2 separate regions of the Homo sapiens genome follow, and region 2 is linked to region 1. A link is an interaction called in ENCODE POLR2A ChIA-PET data of the cell type or tissue named here. Cell type or tissue: PC-9. All regions are shown on one strand. Each heading gives the region's core, and the rest is flanking DNA. Links, peaks and the distances in the headings are about the cores only. Region 1 overlaps GPX1 (glutathione peroxidase 1). Region 2 overlaps DAG1 (dystroglycan 1).

Region 1 (9,636 bases), core at 551-8,550:
TTACAGGCGTGAGCCACCATGCCCGGCCTATTTTTTTTATTACTTTTTTTTGTGTGTGTTTGACAGAGTCTCACTTTGTCACGCAGGTTGTAGTGCAGTGGCACAATCTCGGCTCGCTGCAACCTCCACTTCCTGGGTTCAAGCAATTCTCATGCCTCGGCCTCCCCAGTAGCTGGGGACTACAGGCGTGCGCCACCACACACAGCTAATTTTTTTTTGTATTTTTTGTAGAGATGTGGTTTCGCCAGGCCAGGCGTGGTGGCTCACGCCTGTAACCCTATAACTTTGGGAGGATGAGGCGGGTGGATCACCTGAAGTCAGGAGTTCAAGACCAGCCTGGCCAACATAGTGAAATTCCATCTCTACTAAAAACACAAAAAATTAGCCAGGCATGGTGGCAGACGCCTGTAATCCCAGCTACTCAGGAGCCTGAGTCAGGAGAATCACTTGAACCTGGGAGGTGGAGGTTGCAGTGAGACGAGATCACACCACTGCACTCCAGCCTGTGCAACAAGAGCAAAACTCCAAAAAAAAAAAAGAAAAAGAAAAGAAAAAGATATGTGGTTTTGCCATGTTGGATGTTGGCCAGACTGGTCTTGAACTTCTTACCTCAGGTGATCCACCTGCCTCGGCCTCCCAAAGTGCTGGGATTATAGGCGTGAGCCACTGTACCTGGCATGAGACCTGGACTTTAGATTCACTCACATGTACATGCACACACACACAGTCATGTGCTGGGGACAAAGGTGACTGGGGTATTCTGCTGCAGGGAGATTTAGATTCCCTTCACTTGCTTCCCTATGAAGCCAGGTGGTCTTCAGAACTGTAGGACACCACTGAGGGTAAGCTACATGTGTTCCTGAATGCTGCTAGAGCTCTAGGAATTTGGATCAAGTGGGCTTGCTTTGTGGTCTCCTCTACTGGTCTTGAGGGCCACAATTACACTGGACCTGTGAGGGGCACTAAAAGTGGGTCTCCCAGGAGCCTCTGCGTCTCTTCACAGCCAAGATCAGGTCACCTGCCCTTACATTTACAACAGGTAAGGCTGGCTAGGAAAATATTCTGCCAGCCAGTTAGGGCCAACAAGTTGCCTAGCACCCCTGCCCAGTACACCACTGTCATGTCATGTCAGTCTCAATGCTTCTAGATGCAACTAACAGAATCCCCAGCAGCAATTGGCCCACCTATTTGGTGGTTCTTGTTTTTTCACATGACACGTCTGGAGTTGAGTTCTTGGGAAGGTCAAAGCTGAAAGACATCAGTTTGTTTATCTGGGGCCTTCTAGTTCTTTGCCTTCAAAGCTCCAACGTGGCTGCCTTGCTCCCAGAATTTTGGGTACCCTCAACAACACCCACCAGTGAGAAGGGAGAGAGGAAACAAGATCCTGTTTCCTGGGATCATGGGGGCTTTCCCAGGAGCCTCTGCATCTCTTCATAGCCAAGATTAGGTCACCTGCCCCTATCTTTACAGCAGGAAAGTAGATTCTGCCAGCCAGCCAGGAGGAAGGACTTGGGAATGGCTGTTGAGTAGAGATAAGCAATGTCTCTGTACACAGCCTCTCTGAGAGGCAGTGAGAATTACACCATTTCAGGGCCAAGGCCTATGAGACCTCATTTCTTGGACAAGGACTTCTGACATTTGTCCCCCTCAGCTCCCAATCAGTCAGTGTCTGATGTGAGGCAGATACCCATTAATCTCTGTGGCTGGCTGGAGCTGGGCTTTATTTCAGTGCCCGCCCAGGTGTGTCACACCTGTATGTGAATGCATACTCTTCCCGCTTACTTCGTGAGTGCAGTAACAAAAACATGTCAATTCAGAGTACTCTGATAGGGATCATGGCCTGCTCTTTATAAACCCATGCTGTGTTTTCTTGGGAAAAAAATTTTTTTTTTTTTTTGAGACAGGGTCTGTCTCTGTTGCCCAGGCTGGAGGGCAGTGGCACAATCTCAGCTCACTGCAACCTCCGCCTCCTGGGTTCAAGCGAGTCACCCACCTCAGCCTCCCAAGTAGCTGGGACTACAGGCACACGCCACCATGTGCGACTAATTTTGTTTCTGTTTTTGAGATGGAGTCTCACTCTGTCACCTAGACTGGAGTGCAGTGGCACAATCTTGGCTTCTGCAACCTCGATCTCCCAGGTTCAAGCAATTCTCCTACCTCAGCCTCCCAAGTAGCTGGGATTACAGGAGGGCACCACTATGCCCAGCTAATTTTTGTATTCTTAGTAGAGATAGGGTTTGACCATGTTGGCCAGGCTGATCTCAAACTCCTGACCTCAAATGATCCGCCCGCCTCACACTCGTCTAATTTTTGTATTTTTTGGTAGAGACAAGGTTTCACCATGTTGGCCAGGTTGGTTTTTTGGGGGGTTTTTTGTTTGTTTATTTTGAGACAGCCCAGGCTGGAGTCGCACAGGCTGGAGTGAAGTGGCACAATCTCAGTTCACTGCAGCCTTGACCCTCTGGGCTCAAGTGATTCCCCCCACCTCAGCCTCCTGAGTAGATGGGACTACAGGTACATGCAACCATGCCTGGCCCCTTGGGGAGATCTTTAGCCAGTACTTTTTACTCTATCTTATCCAAAAGTTAAAATGTAAGAGATTTATTAGACTTATCAGGCCAGGAATGCTTTTCTGAAAATAAACTTGTTTTATTTATTTTGAGACAGGGTCTCACTCTGTCTTCCAGGCTGGAGTACAGTGGCGCAATCAGCTCACTGCAGCCTCGATCTCCTGGGCTTAAGCAATGTTCTGACCTCAGCTGCCCAAGTAGCTGGCTGGTACCACAGTCATGTGCCACAAAGCTTGGCTCTTTTTTTTTTTTTTTTTTTTTTTGAGACAGAGTCTTGCTCTGTTACCCAGGCTGGAGTGCAGTGGCCCAATCTCAGCTCACTGCAACCTCCACCTCCCAGGTTTAAGCGATTCTCCTGCCTCAGCCTCTGGAGCAGCTGGGACTATAGGTGCACACCACCATGCCCAGCTTATTTTCGTATTTTTAGTAGAGACGGGGTTTCACCATATTGGCTGGACTCCTGACCTCATGATCCACCCGCCTTTTCCTCCCAAAGTGCTGGGATTACAAGCATGAGCCACCTTGCCTGGCCAGTATTTTTTTGTAGAAACAGTGTTTCGCCATGTTGCCCAGGCTGTTCTCAAACTCCTGAGCTCAAACAATCTGCCCACCTTAGCCTCCCAAAGTGCTTGGATTATAGGTGTGAGCCACTGCACTGAGCCTGAAAATAAACTTGTTTTAAATGTTGTTTTTAGGACTACGTTGAGTCAGAATAAGGAAGTCATTTGATCAACTGCTAATTGTGCAAGAAATGCCTGACCTAATTTTATCAGATTTAATGTTTGAAAAAAAACCCCAAAAGCAGCCCTTCTGTAAGAACTGCTGAAATGGAAGTTTCTGAACCTAGGTCAGTGGCCTAAATGCTGTATGTGTTTTCTGTGCAAGCAATGCTCTGCAGCCATTTCTGCTTTTAAAGCCAGGACTTCACATAGGCTGAATGTGATTTCTACTCTTTTACTTGTTTATTTGAGCTGCTGATTCACAATGGGGTGGGGTGGGTACCAGTCAGAGCAGCAGCAGTTGCATGGTTGAATGAAAAGAATGTGTATGTGTGAGAGTGTGTCTGTGTGTGTTGGGGGAAGACAGTGAAGTCTTAACTGGCTTTACTCTGAAACTTCCTGGAGAAGAGAGAGTTAGAAAGGACTGGCCGGGCATGGTGGCTCACGCCTGTAATCCCAGCACTTTGGGAGGCCCAGGTGGGTGGATCATTTGAAGTCAGGAGTCCAAGACCAGCCTGGCCAACATGGTGAAACCCTGCCTCTACTAAAAATACAAAAAAATTAGTCTCGGGTACTCAGGAGGCTGAGGCAGGAGAATTGCTTGAACCCGGGAGACAGGTTGGAGTGAGCTGAAATTGCACCACTGCATTCCAGCCTGGGCAATAGAGCGAGACTCCCTGTCAAAAAAAAAAAAAGAAAGAAATGACTTCTAGTTGAGAGAGGAGGCATACAGCTTAAAGTCTGAGGAGAAATGTTCTCCAGCCAGGATCAGGCATACTGGGAGTTCAGAAGTTCCCTTTACTGAAGCTGAGTAATTTCAGGGGAAACCAAAAAAAGTTCCCTTCACTCGTAGTCCAAGGCATAAACTGAGATGGTGGGGGTGGCATGGGGCAAGGAGGGGTCAATCACCAGGCATCCTGGAGAGAAGTTGGAGTTTATTGGAAAGTTCTGGGTTCCTATCCTGTAGCCTAACCAGAGAGTGTGGCCTAGGCCACATTGACCCTGTACAGGAAAGGGGAGAGTTGAAGTGGGATGTCTCTTCTCACAGGTCCAGCTGGTAGAACACTGAGTAGGACCCTAGGTCCCTAGACTTTCCACTTTGGTGTCTCTGGAGGTGGGTTGTGGAACATATATTTTCACAAGTACCTGGGTGACTCCTGGGCACTGTATATTCATCTCCTAGAATAGGACCTGGTACCTCCTAGACACATGGCTTTCTAGCTTTGGTTCCAGCTGCCCCGAGACTGCAGGCAGTCCAGAAGCATGGGTTCCAGCTAACTATTCTTTAGGAACTGTCCCTTCCCTTGGCTCCTTGCTCCAACCTTGTTCCTCCCCAGCTATTTCTCTCTGCCATCTCATCTGGAAGGATTGTGAATCTATAGGCCTCAGGCCCAGGTCCCCTAATCTTTTTCTTGCCACTTTCCCCACGTGACCTCATCCTCTCCAGTGGCTACTGCTCCCGTGGCTAGACCATTGCCTTTCAACATTCTCTTCTTCTGCGCCTCTTGTAACTGCCTGCCCCAGATACCTCTGTCTGGATGTCTAATGCAGTATAGCTGAATCTGAACACATCCACCTACCCCCAAAACCTGCTCCTCCTGTTGCTGACTTAGTCAAGAATGCCACCTTCCCATCTCAGGATCTCACACACTATACTCCCTGCCTGCTCACCCGCCATCAGCTTATTCTTTAACCAACTGCTTCTTGACTTCTTTTCAGTCTCAATTTTTTTTTTTTCTCTGAGAGGGAGTCTCGCTCTGTCACCCAGGCTAGAGTGCAGTGGTGCAATCTCGGCTCACTGCAAGCTCCGCCCCCCAGGTTCACGCCATTCTCCTGCCTCAGCCTCCCGAGTAGCTGGGACTACAGGTGCTCGCCACCACGCCCAGCTAATTTTTTGTATTTTTAGTGGAGATAGGGTTTCACCGTGTTAGCCAGGATGGTCTCGATCTCCTGACCTTGTCATCCGCCCACCTTGGCCTCCCAAAGTGCTGGGATTACAGGTGTGAGCCACCGCGCCCAGCCACTTTTTCTTTTTGAGATGGAGTCTTGCTCTGTTGCCCAGGCTGGAGTGCAGTGATACCATCTCGGCTCACTGCAACCTCCACCTCCTGGGTTCAAGTGATTCTCCTGCTTCAGACTCTTGAGTAGCTGGGATTACAGGTGCCCGCCACCACGCCCAGCTAATTATCATATTTTTAATAGAGACGTGGTTTCGCCGTGTTGGGCAGGCTCATCTCAAACTCCTGACCTCAAGCCATCAAGCCATCTGCCCACCTTGGCCTCCCAAAGTACTGGGATCACAGGTGTGAGCCACCGCACCCAGCCTCACTGTCACTTTTTCCAGGAGGCATGCATGAGCCTCCCTACTGGGCCTGGTCCTCTTCTTTATTCTTTTTTTTTTTTTTTTTTTTTGAGACGGAGTCTCGCTCTGTCGCCCAGGTCGGACTGCGGACTGCAGTGGCGCAATCTCGGCTCACTGCAAGCTCCGCTTCCCGGGTTCACGCCATTCTCCTGCCTCAGCCTCCCGAGTAGCTGGGACTACAGGTGCCCGCCACCACGCCCGGCTAATTTTTTGTATTTTTTTAGTAGAGACGGGGTTTCACCTTGTTAGCCAGGATGGTCTCGATCTCCTGACCTCGTGATCCGCCCGCCTCGGCCTCCCAAAGTGCTGGGATTACAGGCGTGAGCCACCGCACCCGGCCTATTCTTTTTTTTTAACTAGTGTAAGGTGCACAATTTTTTTCTTGTCTTTTTTTCCTATTCTCAAAGCACAAAACATGCTTTTTTGATAATTATATACTGTCCTTCTGACTTCTTCAGGCACCTGGCAGAGCACACGGCACAGGACTGGATTATGAATGAATGAGGGAGCAAAGTGCTTTTGGGGAAGAGACATGTAGGACATTAGGGGTCACAGGCAATCTGGGTCCACCCAGATTTACAGGTTGCTATTCTCCATTCCAGGAGTCAGATTTGAAGTCTACAAATGTCAAAAAGCCTTGGTACCATTTGAGTGGATTTTTTTTTTTTTTTTTTTTTTTTTTTTGAGAAAGTGTCTCGCTCTGTTGCCCAGGCTAAAGTGTAATAGCGCAATCTCGGCTCACTGCAACCTCCGCCTCCCAGGTTCAGGCAATTCTCCCTGCCTCAGCCTCCAGAGTAGTTGGGATTACAGGCGCCCGACACCACACCTGGCTAATTTTTGTATTTTTAGTAGAGACGGGGGTTTCACCATGTCGGTCAGGCTGGTCTCCAACTCCTTGCCTCAAGTGATCTGCCCTCCTCGGATTACTTGGGATTATAAAATGCTGGGATTATAGGCGTGAGCGTCCATGAATGGCCACTCAGGAGCCTTGATTGCATTTATGAATGACTAATCTTCTTCCCCAGAAGTTAACAGTCTAGGAGGGGTACAGGGGCTAGCCATCTCAGGGCCCACAGGGCCCGGCATATGATATTCATCACAAATATTGATCTATTAATATAATAACATTCCATTCTGGCAGGGCGCAGTGGCTCACGCCTGTAATCCCAGCACTTTGGGAGGCCTAGGCAGGCAGATCACCTGAGGTCAGGAGTTTGAGACCAGCCTGGCCAACATGGCGAAATCCCATCTCTACTAAAAATATTAAAAAGTAGCCAGGCATGGTGGTAGGCACCTGTAATCCCAGCCACTGGGGAGGCTGAGGCAGGAGAATCGCTTAAACTTGGGAGGTGGAGGCTGCAGTGAGCTGAGATCATGCCACTGCACCCCAGCCTGGGCAAGAGTGAGACTCCTGAGAGTTCCAAGGAACAACACAAGTAGAGTGAGGTCCAAAGGGGAAGCTGATAGTTCTACCTGGGTCACCCCAAGGGGGACTCAAAGGCTGGGGCAGAGAGAACCAGAGGGAGGTGGGCCTGTTCAGGAGTTCTCAGGATGGAGCCAGAGCAGGTCCAGAAGGCCCTACAATCCTTAGTGACCTAAGGGCAGACAAAGGGGGAAAGCAGCAGCAAAGATCACTGCTTAGGGCAAGAGGAAAAGTCCTTGAGAGTTGGTTCAGACTAAGAAGGACCTTGAGTCACGAATTTGAACACAAATGCTGGGACTCCAGAACCTCTGGTCCACAGTCAGCGGGTGAACAGCACTACCATGTCTCTGGGTACCTGTTTGCACAAGCGGAAGCTACACCCAGGCCCTGCAGTCCCCTGCACTGCGTTAGGAAATGGCTCCAAATCTGTCTTGAAAGATTATTGCTGCTCAAGCCTGTAATCCCAGCACTTTGGGAGGCCAAGGCGGGTGGATCACGAGGTCAGGAGATCGAGACCATCCTGGCTAACACGGTGAAACCCCGTCTACTAAAAAACAGAAAAAAATTAGCCGGGCGTGGTGGCGGGCGCCTGTAGTCCCAGCTACTCGGGAGGCTGAGGCAGAATGGCGTGAACCCGGGAGGCGGAGCTTGCAGTGAGCCGAGATTACACCACTGCACTCCAGCCTGCGCAACAGAGCAAGACTGTCTCAAAAAAAAAAAAAAAAAAAAAAAAATTAAAGATTATTGGCAGCAGGGTCAACAGATGGAGAGGCTGGACCTGAGTGGTGCCCGAGAAGCAGCAGCTGGCTTCAAAGACAAGCCCTTATCCTGGGCCTGAATGTGCAATTAATTGCACGTTAAGTGTTGGGCAGGGCATAGTCAGAAGGGCCAGTTAAATTATAGTTTTCTCACTCTTGAATATATGAGGCAGAAACTTGTAAGATCATCGTCACAGCAGATACAGGCACTTGGTAGCAACATGGAAAGATCTAGCCAGATAACAGAATTTATAACATTGCATGAGCTTCCGTGTAAAATGGGATTGTGTGGACCTAACAATTGGAGAGGCCATGACTCCAAATGTGAGTGGGGGCTCATGTTATTTTGTGACAGTCATTTCAGCGTGCAGCAAGTAGTCAGAAGTCTATCATTTGAGTTAGGCAGTCAACCATTGCCTTGTGTCTTTTTTGAAGTAAGGACTTTGTTGTAACTGGGTCTTGAGATGGCCCTTTGCATGTTCTGGTGAAGGCAGAAATGCAGGCCAGGAGCCAGACTTCCCACAAAGGAAAGAGTGGATCCTACACGCTGCAGACAAAAGGACAGAAAGTTCAGACTTGGCTAGGATAAGGGAAGGAGGATTAAGTTCCCACCACTATGACAATGAGGTTAGAAAAAGTATCGCCAGGCCGGGTGCGGTGGCTCATACCTGTAATCCCAGCACTTTGGGAGGCCGAGGCGGGTGGATCACGAGGTCAGGAGATCGATACCATCCTGGCTAACACGGTGAAACCCTGTCTCTACTAAAAATACAAAAAATTAGCCGGGCGTGGTGGCAGGCACCTGTAGTCCCAGCTACTCAGGAGGTTGAGGCAGGAGAATGGCGTGAACCCGGGAGGCGGAGCTTGCAGTGAGCCTAGATTGCGCCACTGCACTCCAGCCTGGGCAATAGAGCAAAAAACTCCGTCTCAAAAAAAAAAAAAAAAAAAGAAAAGAAAAAGAATTCCCAAATGACAATGACACAGGACATACACACAGTTCTGCTGACACCCGGCACTTTATTAGTGGGGAAACTCGCCTTGGTCTGGCAGAGACTGGGATCAACAGGACCAGCACCCATCTCGAGGTGGTATTTTCTGTAAGATCAGGTGTTCCTCCCTCGTAGGTTTAGAGGAAACACCCTCATAGATGAAAACCCCCCCGAGACAGCAGCACTGCAACTGCCAAGCAGCCGGGGTAGGAGGGGCGCCCTAGGCACAGCTGGGCCCTTGAGACAGCAGGGCTTCGATGTCAGGCTCGATGTCAATGGTCTGGAAGCGGCGGCTGTACCTGCGTAGGGGCACACCGTCAGGGCCCACCAGGAACTTCTCAAAGTTCCAGGCAACATCGTTGCGACACACCGGAGACCAGGTGATGAGCTTGGGGTCGGTCATAAGCGCGGTGGCGTCGTCGCTGGGAGCTGGCAGGGCCTCCCGCAGGAAGGCGAAGAGAGGGTGCGCCCCCGCACCGTTCACCTCGCACTTCTCGAAGAGCATGAAGTTGGGCTCGAACCCACCACCAGGCCGGACGTACTTGAGGGAATTCAGAATCTCTTCGTTCTTGGCGTTCTCCTACAGGAGAGAAGGGCAGCTAGAACCCGGGGTCAAGAGGAGGAGAGAAACGTTCTAACCACAAACAAGGGAGATTTTCTATGAGTCACCGGGATTTTGCCCTCCATGCGCAATCCCAAGGGCGGAGAGGAATTTCAGCAGCTACGAGCAACAGAAAGGAAACGAGAGAGTAGCCAGACTCTCCGCGCATGGAGCCGACGGCACCCACCAGCACACCGCCGGCGCCCCCAGCCAC
Region 2 (9,636 bases), core at 551-8,550, 140 kb after region 1:
CAAGTAGCTGGGACTGCAGGCGTCCGCCAACACGCCTGGCTAATTTTTTGTATTTTTAGTAGAGATGTGGTTTCACTGTGTTAGTCAGGATGGTCTCGATCTCCTGACCTCGTGATCCGCCCGCGTCGGCCTCCCAAAGTGCTAGGATTACAGGCGTGAGCCACCGCGCCCGGCCTGTCCTGCTATTTTTGTATTTTTAGTAGAGACGGGGTTTCGCCACATTGGCCAGTCTGGTCTCAAACTCCTGACCTCAAGTGATCCTCCCGCCTTGGCCTCCCAGAGTACTGGGATTACAGGCGTGAGCTGCCTCGCCTGGCCCCAAGTCTATTCTTTTTTTTTTTTTTGAGACGGAGTCTCACTTTGTTGCCCAGGCTGGAGTGCAGTGGTGAGATCTCGGCTCCCTGCGACCTCTGCCTCCCGGGTTCAAGCAATTCTTCTGCCTCAGCCTCCTGAATAACTGGGATTATAGGCATGGGCCACCAAGCCCAGCTAATTTTTGTATTTTTAGTAGAGACAGGGTTTCACCATGTTGGTCAGGCTGTTCTCGAACTCCTGGCCTTGTGATCTGCCTGCCTTGGCCTCCTAAAGTGCTGGGATTACAGGCGTGAGCCACCGTACCCCGCCTGGCTCCAAGTCTATTCTTAAGACCACAGAACTTTTGATTTAAGATTCACTGGACAGATACATAACAATACATAAAATAAATGTTTTATTTACAAAATAAGACCTTTAAGTAGTTAGCTGCCAGTTGAAATAATGATTTGGACTGGATGTGGTGGTTTATGCCTGTAATCCCAGCATTTTAGGAGGCTGAGGTGGGAGAATTGCTTGAGCCTAGGAATTTGAGACCAGCCTGGGCAACGTGGTAAGGCCCCATCTCTACAAAAGATAAAAAATTAGCCAAGTGTGGTGGTGCCATGTTTGTAATCCCAGCTATTTGGGAGGCTGAGGTAGGAGGATCAATTGAGCCTGGGAGGGTGAGGCTGCAGTGAGCCATCATCGTGTCATTGCACTCCAGCCCAGGTAACAGAGTGAGACCCTGCATCTTTAAAGGAAAATTTAAAAAGAGATAAATGCAGGAGATCTTCCATCTTATCAAAAGGGTGCTGTTATAATTTATATATTTTTAAGTACTGGATGGGGAGGTGGAGTAGCAGCTCCAAGGTACTTTTCAGTGGTGGCCTTAATCTGCTGATGCATGGAAGGTGTGTTCTTCTTCCAGATAGCCCTGGGATCTCCTGAATTTCCAGGTTGGGCTACTCAGGCATGGATTGACTCCTACAGTTCAGGCGGATGGAGATCCCACCAACCCACAGCTTAATTCTTCAGATGCTTTATCTTCATTTCTCATGTATCTTCAGTTGGCTTCTAATGTGAGCACATAAATGCCCTGCAGAATTTCTTTCCCATCTTTGTGCAAATCATTATTTTTATTCTTTTTTTTTTTTTTTTTTTTTTTGAGACGACAGGGTCTTGCTCAGTCACCCAGGCGGGAGTGCAGTGGCATGATCATGGCTCACTGCAACCTCAACCTCCCAGGCTCAAGCGATCCTCCCACCTCAGTAGCTGAGTAGCTCAGATTATAGGCATGCGTCACCACACTCAGCCAATTTTTTCATATTTTGTAGAGACAGAGTCTCCCTGTGTTGCCCAGGCTGATTTCAAACTCCTGGGCTCAAGCAATCCATCAACCTTAGCCTACCAAAGTGCTAGGATTACAGGCATGAACCACTGTGCCTTGCCTGCTTTTCATTTTTAATCCTTGGGTTCTAAAATGCAAGAATTAATTTCCAAATAATTAGTATGGAATGGAATCCCACTTTTTCCTGTGTGCTGAGAGAATGATCAAAGATCACAGAAAAGAGATGGAGACAGAAGAAGCTGAGAGCAAGGGCATCTTTAAGGATTTCTTCAGTCTTGTTAATCTGGGTGTAAATTCTGTGTGGCTGACAGCCTCTGAGGATCCCTTGAAGTTTTGAGGAGGAGGAAAGCGCTTGAGAGTAATGGATTTACTTGATTTTACTTTGTATAGAAGAGCCTGAACTGGACATATCTCCAGGTATGTGCTGTGGTCTTTAACAAGCAGCCCAACATCCTTTGCTGGGGAAGGCCAGCAATGTGGGAGCTAGTGGGGCCTAGCCCAGGAGCCTTGCGTTCACCAGGTCACTGGGAACTGGTGCTTTCTGATGCACCTCTATGCAAGCCTGATTCTGAAGTCAGATGTGGTGGGCATCCCTGTCCATAGTGTTGGCCTGGCCCACCATTTCACTGGTCATAGAATGGCTGTAGCTTTGCAGAGCAGGGATTGCGAGAATGGAAGAATGTCTTTTGGCTCTTCTGCTCTAGCTTTTGGAAGTACGTCAGAGAAGTTTGTGATTTTTTAGAATTTGTAGCTGTGGCAAGGCTGAAGCAGGTAAAAGGGCCAATTAGAACCATCTGTGGGAGGGAAGGAATTCTGTTAGCAGGAAGGAAAACCTGAGCAAAGGGAGTGGGTGGTAGTTTTGTCTTGTTCTTTTATAAACACAGTGTGTTGATATGGCAGTTCCTGGCATGGGTGAAATATTTTTGATGGTTGAGCATTAAGAATGTAGCCAAAAACAAGAATGTGGCTAAAAGCAAGTCACCACTTTAAACACTGAAGATTGAAGCATTTGCCTAGATAAATATTCTGCAGTGAATATGCCAGAATTCCCACATACCTGTTTGGCTCCTGAGGCATTGTGCTTAGGGTCCCAGGCCTTTATTACAGGGGCTGCTGGCAGGGTCAAGGGCTGGGTTGCCTGGAGCTTCCCTGACATTTCGCCTCACTCCTCTGTTTTGGAGTCTAATTGGCCAATTAGGTCAGAAAGGCCACCAGCCAGCACACTTTTTCTAAATTTAATTCATCATTGCTAGATTAGCATATTAATTTTGAGCTATGGCACTTATTTTTAATCTTTCGTAGTGTAATGGAAAAAATACCAGAAAGCTCAGCATTGAACTTCAAAGTGTGAAATCAAGTGATCATTGCCTTTATGCTTGGTGAATTATTATTATTATTTTTTTTTTTTTGGAGACAGAGTCTTGCACTGTCATCCAGGCTGGAGTGCAGTGGCGTGATCTTGGCTCACTGCAACCTCCGCCTCACAGGTTCAAACGATTCTCCTGCCTCAGCTTCCCGAGTAGCTGGGACTACAGGTGCCTGCCACCACGCCCAGCTAATTTTTGTATTTTTAGTAGAGACGGGGTTTCACCATGTTAGCCAGGATGGTCTCGATCTCTTGACCTTGTGATCCACCCGCCTCAGCCTCCCAAAGTGCTGGGATTACAGGTGTGAGCCACCGGCGCTTGGCTGCTTGGGGAATTATTTAGGGGATTTAGTGGAATTTCCTTTCCTGTACTCTGTGGGCATCTGCTGAGTACCTGCTTGGTGCCAGGCATCTACTGGGAGAGAAAGCAGCAGAGTCAATGCTGTCAAGACCCCTGCAGTGGACCTCTTCTCCCCCTTTTCTCTCAAGGGAACCATTGGCATCCAGCCTTGACCCCCAGTAGACACTGATCATCCAGCCCCCACAGGGTAGCCCCACTGTACCTTTGTACTGAGTTGGTGAGGGGATGGGATAGCCAGGGGGAGTTTGGGGAAGTCAGAAGGCAACTTTCAGTTTCTATTAGAGTAAGCACTTGGAAAATGTCTGTTTATAATGTATTAGTATAAATACTTGGTTTGTTACCACTTGTGTTTCCTGATTTAGTAATGTATATAAATCTTAATTGAATATTTTTGTGTGAAACTTGGAAAGACTGCATCTATAGCAAATAAAGCCTCACACCTAGCACAGGGTAGGTAGTTGGTAAACATGTGCTGAAGTGTTAATTGTTGGGCTGTCTTCAGAGAATTGTAGTTTGCTTTAATTGCATTTTTTGATGCAACGCGGGTGCAAGGGTGTGGTAATTCATTCCCACTTGGATTCTGCTGAGGCTGGCCACCCACCTCTCAGACTTATTCCCCCACCACCTCTCCACCTCCTACTCTAGCTGCTGCAGCCAAATGGACAGTTAGGGCCGGGCACAGTGGCTCATGCCTGTAATCCCAGCACTTTGGGAGGCTGAGGCGAGCGGATCACAATGTCAGGAGTTCGAGACCAGCCTGGCCAATACGGTGAAACCCTGTCTGTACTACAAATACAAAAATTAGCTGGGCGTGGTGGCAGGCACCTGTAACCCCAGCTACTCAGGAGGCTGAGGCAGGAGAATTGCTTGAACCCGGAAGGCAGAGTTTGCAGTGAGCCGAGATCGTGCCACTTGCACTCCAGCCTGGGCGACAGAGCGAGACTCCGTCTCAAAAAAACAAAAACAAAAACAAAAAAACAGAAAAAAAAAAACCCCAAATGGATGGTTTGGCCTGGTCCTTATCTTTGGCCTCAGTTTATCCTTTTCTGTCTTCAGTGTCTTACCTGGGCACTGGTGATTAAAGTACTGGACCATGTCATCACGGGGATATGCCCCTAAAAGCCTCCTAAAGTATTTTCTTCTGAAGTCTAATTGGTGTAACTAAGTAATGTTTTCTAAAATATTGTGGCAAAATATACATAACATAAAGATGGTGTATTTATTTATTTATTTTGCTTTGTCACCCAGGCTGGAGCACAGTGGTGGAGTCATGGCTCATGGCAGCCTCAACCTCCCAGGCTCAAGCAGTCCTCCCACCTCAGGCCAAGTAGCTGGGACTACAGGTCCATGCCTACGTACTTGGCCAATTTTTTAAATTTTTAACTTTTTTTTTTTTTTTTTTTTTTGAGATGGAGTCTCACTCTGTCGCCCAGACTGGAGTGCAGTGGCGCGATCTCGGCTCACCACAACCTCCACCTCCCAGGTTCAAGCAATTCTGCTGCCTTAGCCTCCTGAGTAGCTGGGATTACAGGCGTGTGCCACTGCGCCTGGCTAATTTTTTTTTGTATTTTTAGTAGAGACAGGGTTTCACCATATTGGCCAGGCTGGTCTTGAACTCCTGACCTTGTGATCCGCCTGCCTTGGCCTCCCAGAGTGCTGGGATTACAGGCATGAGCCACTGTGCCCGGCCTAAATTTTTTTTTCTTTTTTTTTTTGGCACAATCTCGGCTCACTGCAACCTCTACCTCCCAAGTTCAAGCAGTTCTCCTGTGTCAGCCTCCTGAGTAGCTGGGACTACAGGCATGCACCACAACACCCAGCTAATTTTTGTATTTTTAGTAGAGATGGGGTTTCACCATGTTGGCCAGGATGGTCTCCATCTCTTGATCTCGTGATCCACCCACCTCGGCCTCCCAAAGTGTTGGGATTATAGGTGTGAGCCACTATGCCTGGCCTAAATTTTTTTTTGTAGAGATGGGGGTCTCACTATGTTGTCCAGGCTTATATTTTAATATACCATCTTAACCATTAAAAATGTTTTTTTTAGGGGCTGGCTGTAGTGGCTTGTCCCTATAGTCCCAGTGCTAGAGGAGGCTGAGGCAGGAGGATTGTTTGAACCAGGAGTTTGAGACCAGCCTGGGCAACATAGTGAGACCCTGTCTCTACAAAATAAAAACTAAAAAATGGCCGAGCATGATGGTTCACACCTATAATCCCAGCACTTTGGGAGGCCGAGGTGGGTAGATCACCTGAGATCAGGAGTTCAAGACCAGCCTGGCTAACATGGTGAAATCCCATCCCTACTAAAAATACAAAAATTAGCTGGACGTCATAGTGGGCACCTATAATCCCAGCTACTGGAGAGGTTGAGGCGAGAGAAGCTCTTGAACCCAGGAGGCGGAGGTTGCAGTGAGCCGAGATTGTGCTGATGCACTCCAGCCTGGGTGACAGAGCAAGACTCCGTCTCAAAAAAAAAAAAAAAAAAAATTAAAAAATGAGCCAGGCATGGTGCTGTGAACCAGTAGTCCCAGTTGTGGGAGGCTGAGGCAGAAGGATCACTTGAGCCCAGGAGTTTGAGGTTACAGTGAGCTATTACTGTACCACTGTACTCCACCCTGGGGGATAGATTGAGAGACTGTCTCTCAAAAAAAAAATAAAAATAACCCCAAACCCACCTTTTTAAATTGTGAAAAACACAATATAAAACTTAACCATCTTCAAAGTCAAGTATACTGTTCGGTAATAAATAATGTTTAACGCAGTGTATGGACTTCAGTGGAATGTAGAAGGAATTCTTTCAGTGAGCCCCATTACGTACCATGTTAAAATCTACTCAGATTAAAAGCCATGGTTCAGTGGAGAATGACTGTTCTGGGTTTTGAACCTTGCTTTTCTTCCCTTTCCCTAGAACATGTCTGCACCTGGGTGGATTTATACCTAGGTTTTAAACCTTTGCTTCTGTCTTTGTTGGAAAAAACCAAACCACCGCCAGCAGAAGCCACTGCCCTTTGTTTATCTGTGATAAGTGAGAATTTGTAAGAATTTTCCAAGTGAGAGAAGTGTTCAAAGTAGCTTTTATGTTTGATAGAATGTGTAGTGCTTGCCTCTCAGGGGTGGTATTTTTTCTCCCACGTATTTTTACCTTTAAATCTCTTGCTGTATATGTGACCCTGGCTCCCTTTGGTTGGTCCTCCAGCTCCCTGATGGTCCTGGGGCTCCCTCCATATCACTGGTGGTATTTCCACATTGCCTGCAGTTTAGGTAGGAACCTGTCCCATGTCAGGGAAACCCTATCTGTCCCCTGAACTGAGCACTTTTAATTTTAGGGTGATACCTTGAATCTTCACCAGTCACTTGACTTCAGACCTTTCTCATCTGACGCCAAGGAGTCAAAAAGGCCTGTTTTTAACTAGAAGCAGAGACATTTGCCATTTTTTTTTTTAATATTTGGAGCTCAAATAAACAATGACTTCACACCACTGTTTTCCACTGTGTTGAGTACATCCTGTTGGCCATGATATTGAGCAGTTTTAAACTGGTTAACCTTTCAGAAACTTTATATTAATGTTGGACTGACAGTTAATATTTAACTTGTCAAAGTGATTTTTGCTAGATTGAACCTGAAGTGGTTAATATTTCTGCTTTTTATGTTTTCCAAAACCATTTAAAATAGGAACATGGTATTTTATTATTTTAATCTGGTTTCAAAATGAATATCCCATTTTCTTTATTATTATTATTATTAATTAATTTTTTTTTTTTGAGATAGGTTCTTGCTGTGTCACCCAGGCTGGAGTGCAGTGTTGTAATCTCACTGCAATCTCACCATCCTGGGTTCAAGCAGTTCATTCACCTCAGCCTCCCAAGTAGCTGTGATTACAGGCATGCGCCACCATGCCTGGCTGAACTTTGTACTTTTTTGTAGAAACAGGGTTTTGCCACGTTGCCCAGGCTGGTCTTGAAGTCCTCAGCTCAAGCAATCTGCCCACCTCGGCCTCCCAGAGTACTGGGATTCTAGGTGTGTGCCACTGCACCTGGCCATTCCTTAAATGTTTTAATGACTGTGGCAAATGATAGCAATTTAACAGCTTAACTACTATTTTTAGGTAGCGTAGCTATTTGGGAGTAGGGGCTCCTAGGAGTGGTGGGATGGGCTACCTCTGCCAAATTTTGTGTGGTTAATAATGGGTTGAGTCTCCCAACTTTTCTTTTATTCTTGGGAAGCAAAAACTAATAGAGAGCTGTTGTTTCAGAGTTTTTAGGTTAAGATGTGTGAAAGTTTCAGAGCCGGGTACAGTGGCCTGTGCCTGTAGTCTCCTATTTGGGAGGCCGAGGCAGGAGGATCACTGGGGAGTTCAAGGCTGGTGAGCTATAATTGTTTCTGTGAATAGCCACTGCACACTAGCCTGGGCAACATAGTGAGACCCTGTCTTAAAACTAAAAACAGAGGTACTTAAAAATATATATATCTGAAAGTTTCATTCACTGTGAGTTTTTCTATGGATGAGGAAACATTAAGTTTATGGCAAATTGAGTTGGTGCCCCATGTGCATTTGTTCTTCACATCTGTTGAGTGGAAAGCATTTATTAACTGAGTTCCCTGTGTGCGTGGGCACTCATAGCTCTGGGGAGGCAGCCTGAGTGGAACAGAGCCGCCTGTTCCATAAGGCTGTCTGGACAGAATGGGGTCATAAGGGCCTGGCTCCTCATGGGCATCTCCCCTTTCCTCCCACCAAGCAACATCCTTTGGTTGCATCTTCCTGGGGGATGGTATTGGTGGTGGTGATGGGAGGGGCCAGTGGGATCCTTACCTGCTGAACCTTACCCTTGGATGCCTGGTGTCCTTGCCAGTTACTGTATAATGTTTTTGATTTCCTAGTTATATCCCTGATGACTGATCTGATAAACTTTAAATATACCTGCCTCTAGGGTAGCTTTAATATATTTTGGCTACAAAGGTCACTACCTTTTAGGTATTATTGATAACTTGACATTTTACTTCTTCTTCTTTTTTTTTTTTTTTGAGACAGAATCTTGCTCTGTCGCCCAGTCTGGAGTGCACTGGTGTGATCTTGGCTCACTGTAGCCTCCGCTTCCCGGGTTCAAGCAATTTTCCTGTCTCAGCCTCCGCTTCCCGGGTTCAAGCAATTTTCCTGTCTCAGCCTCCCGAGTAGCTGGGATTATAGGTGTCCGCCACCATGCCCGACTAATTTTTGTATTTTTAGTAGAGATGGGGTTTCACCATGTTGGCCGGGCTGGTCTTGAACTCCTGACCTCGTGATCTGCCCGCCTCAGCCTCCAAAGTGCTGGTATTACAGGCGTGAGCCACTGCACCTACCTGGCCTGACATTTTACTTCTGCCCATCACTTGAGAGTCCCACATATCACAACTGGGAGGAAGGGAGTGCCTGGTCATTGGCAGATGCGAGCCACTTACTGGCCCTACCCCAACTAGCTCTGGTTCTTCTGGCTGAGGGTGTTTATCTGCAGTGAGTCTCAGGGTCTGGGGTCTGGGGCAGTGCTGAGAGCTTAGACTCAGTTGTGGGTACTGCACTGGGTGCTGGCACAGAGGAATAAGGTTCCCATTCCCACTACTCGAAAAAGAGCTTCTGTAGCTCCTGTCAGCCAGTGGTGAATCCAGCTAAGACATGTTCTTGGGCTGCCTTGAGCACTTCCTACTCTCTTTTAGAGGATATAATGTGAATGAGTGTGAGGTGTTAAATTGGGTAGCTGTGTCAGGAAGACTAGGTGGCTGTGGCCAGAATCTTGCCAGAATCTTTCTGTGGTTCCCAAGCACTCTTTTCTCCCACAAGTTCTGGCCACCAAGCTGTATGTGACCACGACTGAGTATTTACCTCTGTTTGGACCTTGGTCTCTGAACCACGAGGAGGAGGATCTCTGTAGCGTCTCTATCTGAATGACTGAGTGTATGAGTATGAGACTGTGTAAAAAAAACTTCCAGAGGGACATTCTGATACAAGTATATGGATGCAGCCTATCAGATTCCTAGCACAGGCAGACATGACCCTTGCTTATAGGAAGCCAGCATCAGAAAGACAAAAGGGTGTTTTATTACCAAGTTGCAAAAAATTTTTCTCCTTAGAGCATGGAAAACCAACACATAGTAGTTGGAGTTGTGCCCTGAACATCGCCTGCCTGCTAAATGCAGAGCACTTAGTCATGCCCATGAAACAGACACCCCATGTCGTCATGTGTCCGCAGATAGCAGACAGCTTAAGTTCCTGGTAGGGCAGGGTGTGTCTCATA

The links. Peaks named below come from ENCODE experiments on the same cell type or tissue, not always from the same donor. Only the 100,000 strongest peaks of a DNase experiment are listed, where the experiment ranks them.
Region 2: POLR2A ChIA-PET joins it to region 1 with 12 read pairs; 5 of 35 experiments call an interaction of 5 or more read pairs at or near these places.

Annotation. Positions count from the first base shown.
Region 1 is chr3:49,348,347-49,357,982 of GRCh38, forward strand. GPX1 (glutathione peroxidase 1) reads right to left here. Exons shown (of 2, transcript NM_000581.4): 2 at 8,830-9,401. The coding sequence ends at 9,042. Among named protein-coding and RNA genes, the nearest start is that of GPX1, 5.2 kb to the right of the region's middle. RefSeq lists a silencer at 570-864, enhancers at 1,456-1,600, 4,114-4,193 and a cis regulatory region at 1,520-1,537. In PC-9, for the core only: no CTCF peak of the experiment used is centred there; DNase peaks (open chromatin) are centred at 2,755, 3,315, 3,595 and 4,885; H3K4me3 peaks cover 558 bases; H3K27ac peaks cover 4,192 bases.
Region 2 is chr3:49,491,601-49,501,236 of GRCh38, forward strand. All of the region lies in intron 1 of DAG1 (dystroglycan 1), which reads left to right. Among named protein-coding and RNA genes, the nearest start is that of DAG1, 26 kb to the left of the region's middle. In PC-9, for the core only: no CTCF peak of the experiment used is centred there; no DNase peak of the experiment used is centred there.